Regions from separate parts of the Homo sapiens genome. Here region 2 is linked to region 1. Evidence: chromatin contacts called from ENCODE Hi-C or POLR2A ChIA-PET data. All regions are on one chromosome and are shown on one strand. The core of a region is the stretch at or near the end of the contact, and the rest is flanking DNA. Distances in the headings are between cores, read along the strand shown.

Region 1 (2,830 bases), core at 215-2,714:
CAGAGAACGAAGATCAAAATAATACTTGGCATAGACACTGGAAGGAACATTGATGTTGAACTGCAGCAATTCAAGAAACTGTCGCTCTAGCTCGTTCCTGCAAAGCAAAGACAAAAATAGCCTATGCTTAGCTGCCACACCAGGCCACGTGGCCTGCCAAGGCAAGTTGCTGGAGACCAGACTCCAGAAAACTGCATCCTCCAGGAAGACCAGTGATCTAAGTAAATGTCTGGTTAGACCACCATATTGGGATTAAAAGCCAAATCCACTTGATCTGGTGCCCAGAAGGATGAGGACTGGTTAACTGGGATCATCACCAGGAAGCGTTTCAGGGCGAATCACTTCACTGAGATCTAACACACACACAGCAGGCTCTGGCTGCAGGTCTCCGTGAGGACAGGCTGCTAACAAAGGGTGGATGCAGCAGCCAAGAGCTGCCACGTGGAGTCCAGTGAGGGCCCTTCCGCAGGGGCCCAGAGGAAAACACTCAGCCTCTGCAGACCTAGAGGACATTGGCTTCCTCGGTGGCCCCTCCCTACCTCCAGGGAGAAAAGAAGGGAGGAACTGTGTAGGGGCTTTCTTAGGCAAAAGGCAGGGATTATGGGGGGAGGGTGTCCAGTCTCTGCCTCAGTCTCTTAAAAAGAGAACTCACAAGCCGGGAAGAATGGAAGCAGTAGTTTCCACACTTGAGCACGCACCCCATCACCTGGTGGGCTTGTTAGAACAGACAGGGGGCTCCACCTTCACACTGTGGGGATCAGTAGGTCTGCAGTGGGGCCTGAGAATGTGCATTTCTAAGGAACTCCCAGATGATGGTGAGGCTGAGGCTCTTGCCCCGGGCCCACACTCTGAGAACCACTCAACTAAAAAGGTAGGTTGGGAGAGGAGGTGCTAAGATCCACCCTGCCAACCCATCTACATGTTGATGGAATGCTGGGAGAAATTCAAAAACTTCTACTTTAAGAACTTCTCATGTCAGCTATCTTTCAAATTAGGTTTATTTCTAGATAGTTCCTCTGGGTGGGGGGAACCTTCTCAGTGAGGGAACTATCTGTGGAGCACTGGTCCTGGGTCATGCACTCAGATTCAGCACGTTCTCCCCAGGAAGCCCCCAGGGGTGCCCACCCACAGGGTGCCCACCCACTGCACACCCTCCAGGAAACCTCCTGTCCTTGCCCACACTATGCAGCATGTGGCTGCTGAACTCAGCCTCTTGGGCTGTTCTCCTCATAGTCAGGAAGTGCAACATCTGCTTTTGCATGCCTGGCCCCCAGCACATGATCTCAGAAGGCTTCCCACAGCAGTGAGAGCTGAACTGAGGTGAGGGAAGCATGGAGCTCTGGCGGAGAGGAACCAGGGCTGAGGAGGGGGTGTTTCAGGCAGAGTGGGTCCCCTCCAACCTGCTGCAGGCAGCCAAAACACACAGTCACCATTTCCTGTGAGTGAAGCCAGGGCCCTAGTGCAGGGCCTCACCCTCCTGACCCTGATCCCAGCCTCGGCATTCTAAGTCATGTCCTGCCAACTCTGCTGAACGCTGAGGGTCTGGGTCTGAGCCTCACATGCAGGCACCATCCTGTCCTGAGTGATGTCCCGAGACCCCTATGGCTGTTCCCGGTGACTCATAGCACTCAGCTATGAAGGACTGAGGAGGGCTCCACACCAGCTCAAGTTGCTGTGACAAAGGACAAGAACAGTAAGGAGGCGGGTGGGGAGGCTGGGGCTGAGCAAGGCCAGTGGCTCTGGGGAGACATGAAGCTGCTGGGGAAAGGAGCACTGGGACCTGTGGGCAGGCGGCAAGGAAGGAGGCCCGAGGAAGGCCCATTCCGGTCTCTTCATCAGATGAAGAGCGTCACTGCTTGTTTCCACACAGCCTCGTGAAAAGAGTGATAACAAGCTCCAAATGTATTTACTGTACTAAATTTCATAGTTTTAAGAATTTAGGCTGGGTGTGGTCACTCACACCTGTAATCTCAGCACTTTGGGAGGCTGAGGCGGGTGGATCACCTGAGTTTAGGAGTTTGAGACCAGCCTGGCCAACAGGGTGAAACCTCGTCTCTACTAAAAATACAAAGAAAATTAGCCGGGCATGGTGGCACATGCCTATAATTCAAGCTACTCAGGAGGCTGAGGCAGGGGAATCACTTGAACCCGGGAGGTGGAGGTTGAAGCGAGCCAAGATTGCGCCATTGCACTCCAGCCTGGACTACAAGAGCGAAACTCTGTCTCAAAAAAAAAAAAAAAAAATTAGTCAGGCATGGTGGTGGGCACCTCTAATATCCCAGCTACTCAGGAGGGTGAGGCAGGAGAATCACTTGAACCCAGGAGGCGGAAGTTGCAGTGAGCCGAGATTGCCCCACTGCACTCCAGCCTGGGCAACGAGAGCGAAACTCTGTCCCAAAAATAAATAAATAAATAATAATTTACTTTGATTTGGGATAATTTTTACTTAAAACAACTTTTATTTATGCTTCATTTAAATGAGATTTAATAAGAGATCATCCTGTGAAATACTGGAATCCAGGTAAGACTTCAACAAAACGAAAGCGTCAGAGGCCCTGCTAAGGCCAGAACTGTCAAACGTCAAAGGAGCAAATCCCAAGTGAACCTGGGAGCTGCCATGGACACACCGCCGTCTGGTGGTCAACAGGCGTCACTGCAAAGCGTATTCTCCCAATAGTAAGAAGAAAAGTCTAAGAGAACAGCCTGATAATCCTGCCCAAAATGATATACAGACACCATGGTTCCAGATGGAGGCAGACACTACGAGCAAAGTCAAGAGGAAGCTGCTTTTGAACAAGGCGGTATTTTCCCAGGGTTCCCTGGAAAACAG
Region 2 (2,830 bases), core at 138-2,637, 260 kb after region 1:
GAGCCGTGATCATGCCACTGCTCTCCAGGCCTGGGTGACAGTGAGACCCTGTCTCAAAACAAAGCAAAACAAAAGACAGCGATGAAAACAGGCTTCCAATAAAAAAAATAAGAAAAGACTGCTAATTTGTCAGGCTCAAATATCCCATGTGTTCAGGGAGTAAGAGAAATACCGTGCATAAAAGCTCTATACAGCCAAGAACATCTGCAAATTGATTATCACAGTTTGCCATGGACTACATGGAAGTGAAGTGACTTCATTTTACCTTCACTCTCCTAGGTAGGATATAAACAATTCTATTATGAAACATTTCCAGGAAAGTCTTCACACTGTCTCTCAGACAACTCTTTCTAGTGTTAATGGAAATAGATAACACATTTCAACCCATATTCAAAACTGGACCTTCCATCATGTCTACACACATTGGCCATATATTTGTTAAACAAGGAATATTATGCTTGTATTTAGGCAAAAATAGCTCCGAAAGCTAATATATGTTGTAGTTAAGATCTCAGCCCTGGTGCCAGATTATCTGAGTTTGAATCCTTGTGTGATCTCTCTAAAGCATCTTTTCTCCTATTTAAATGGGTATAATAGTCGGGCACAGTGGCTCACCCCTATAATCCCAGCACTTTAGGAGGCCGAAGCGGGCGGATCACTTGAGGTCAGGAGTTTGAGACCAACCTGGCCAACATGGTGAAACCTCGTCTCTACTAAAAATATAAAACAAATTAGCCAGGCATGGTGGTGGCCGCCTGTAATCCCAGCTACTTGGGAGGCTGAGGCAGGAGAATCACTTGAACCTGGGAGGCAGAGGTTGCAGTGAGTTGAGATTGCACCACTGCACTCCAGCCTGGGTGACAAGAGCAAAACTCCATCTCAAAAATAATAATAATAATAATGGAATGAATATTAGAATACTAGCTTGAATAAATAATAGAGCTTACATTAGAAGTCTTAACAAACAGCATATTTACTTTGAAAATGCTCTAAGCAGTATGTCTGCAAGCACATGTAACCCACTGAGTAAAGCAGTTGTTAAGCAGAAAATAAACATAGATTTTTAATGAACCATGTGGCAATGATACATAAAAAATAAATTGTATAAGCGAATGCAAAAATAAAGATCTAAGAAAAACAAATATGAGACAAGACTACTGCTTCTGGCCATGAAGCAGTAACTGGTACTGGACTTGCCCTACTGCAATAAACAGCAGGACGCTAGAGAAGATATATGAAACAATTGTTTCAGACTCTGAACAACAGACAAAGCAGAACTGTAACCCCCGAGAGAAGTGAAACAAGGCAAGACCCACGATCACCCCAGCTTTCTTTCTGAAGCTGCTTTGCAGATTGTGATACAGGAGGGGAACTCAGGCAGGGCGTGGCATCTCAGGCAGGGCGTGGCAGCCTTGCTGCTTTGATGAGACAGAGCAGAAGTAGGGATGAGGGAGGGCAGCTGGAATTTCCAGGGCGGGGTACCACAGATGAGTAAGCTAGACAGAGCAAGAGCTCGAAATCCACATGGGAGCCCTCTTACATCTTTGGCTCACGCACAACGTAAAACTCTGCGAGGCCAAGCAAAGAGCATCTACTAGGAAACTGTAAGAGGAGCAGTCCCCAGAGATCTGAGAGATGTTCAGGTTCTGAAAAGACAAAGCCTAAAGACCTCGAAAGGATACTGTTCTGAAAACTTACGTGATTGTAGGAGTGGCATCATATTATTTGAAGGTACACTGATAAACTGAAGATGTATTCTGTAAACCTACAGCAACAATTGTTTTTAAAAAAGGAGTGTTATTCACCAATGGAGAATATAAAATGAAATACTGAAAAATACTCAACTAATCCAAAAAGGCAGGAAAAGAAGAAAAAAATAAAAACATATGGTATAAATAGAAAACAAACAGCAAGACAGTAGATTTAAACCTAACCGTATCAGTAATTATACTAAATGTATATGAATTAAGCATTCCAATTATAAATCAAAGATTATCCAATTGGGTAATAAAGTAAGGTCTGACTCTCTGGTGTCTACAAGAAATCCACTTTATACAGACACAAGAATGTTAAAAGTAAAAGGATGAAAAAAGGTAAACATGAGACATAAGAAAGGTGGATTGACTGTATCCATTTCTGGCAAAACACACTTTAGGACAAGAAATATTACCAGACATAAGGAGGGACATTTCACAATGATAAACTATCAAGTCACTAAGAAAAAATAACATTCCTAAATGTGAATGCACCCAGTTGTAGAACTTCAAAAGACTTGAAGCGAAAACTGACAGAATTTGAAAGGGGAAAAAGACAAATCCATAATTTAAGTTGCATATTTCACCACCTTCTCTTGTATTGATAGAAATAGCAGACAGAAAACTGGTATGAATACAGAAGACTTGAACAGCACTATCAACTAACTGGATCCAATTAACTTTTACAGAACGCTCCACCCTGCAATGGCAGACTAAACAGTGTTTTCAGTGCAGATGGAACGTTCATCATATGCTGGGCCATGAAACTAGTCTCAATAAATCCAGCAGGATTGAAATCACATACCGGGCTTCTCCAACAAAATGCAATTTAATTAGAAATCAGTAACTGAAACTGGAACTCTTCTACACTGCTGGTAAGAATGTGAAATGTTACAATCACTTTGAAAACAGTTGTCAGTTTTTTTAAATAATGAAGTCAAACATATAAACAATTGCACTTCTTGGTATTTACCTAAGAAGAATGAAAACATATGCTCATACAAAACATACACATAAATGATTTTAATCATCTTTATAATTTTCAAAAACTGGAAACAACCAACCAAATATTCATC

What was found. A loop is a pair of places that touch in the nucleus more often than their neighbours do. ChIA-PET counts read pairs that join two places held with the same protein, here RNA polymerase II (POLR2A). Pooled maps may share reads with other maps.
Region 2: a loop to region 1 is called in a pooled map, with 2.8 times the contacts of the local background. The contact joins two enhancer-like sites. A Hi-C loop is called at or near these places in 1 of 37 single-sample maps with no recorded cell type and 8 of 50 pooled maps. POLR2A ChIA-PET finds 5 or more read pairs at or near these places in 2 of 52 experiments (activated T-cell and naive thymus-derived CD4-positive, alpha-beta T cell).

Annotation. Positions count from the first base shown.
Region 1 is chr10:35,563,290-35,566,119 of GRCh38, reverse strand. It overlaps CCNY (cyclin Y), which reads right to left. Exons shown (of 10, transcript NM_145012.6): 9 at 1-97. Among named protein-coding and RNA genes, the nearest start is that of GJD4, 41 kb to the left of the region's middle. RefSeq lists enhancers at 1,069-1,148, 1,419-1,528, 1,589-1,698. Within about 2 kb of position 1,464, at least 10 of the 41 ENCODE cell types and tissues checked have a DNase peak (open chromatin) inside an H3K27ac peak, as active enhancers do.
Region 2 is chr10:35,298,873-35,301,702 of GRCh38, reverse strand. LOC107984220 (a long non-coding RNA gene) reads left to right here. Exons shown (of 3, transcript XR_007062113.1): 2 at 2,444-2,629. It also overlaps a transcript of CCNY not described here. Among named protein-coding and RNA genes, the nearest start is that of CCNY-AS1, 36 kb to the left of the region's middle. RefSeq lists a silencer at 1,138-1,187 and an enhancer at 910-2,109. Within about 2 kb of position 1,387, at least 3 of the 41 ENCODE cell types and tissues checked have a DNase peak (open chromatin) inside an H3K27ac peak, as active enhancers do.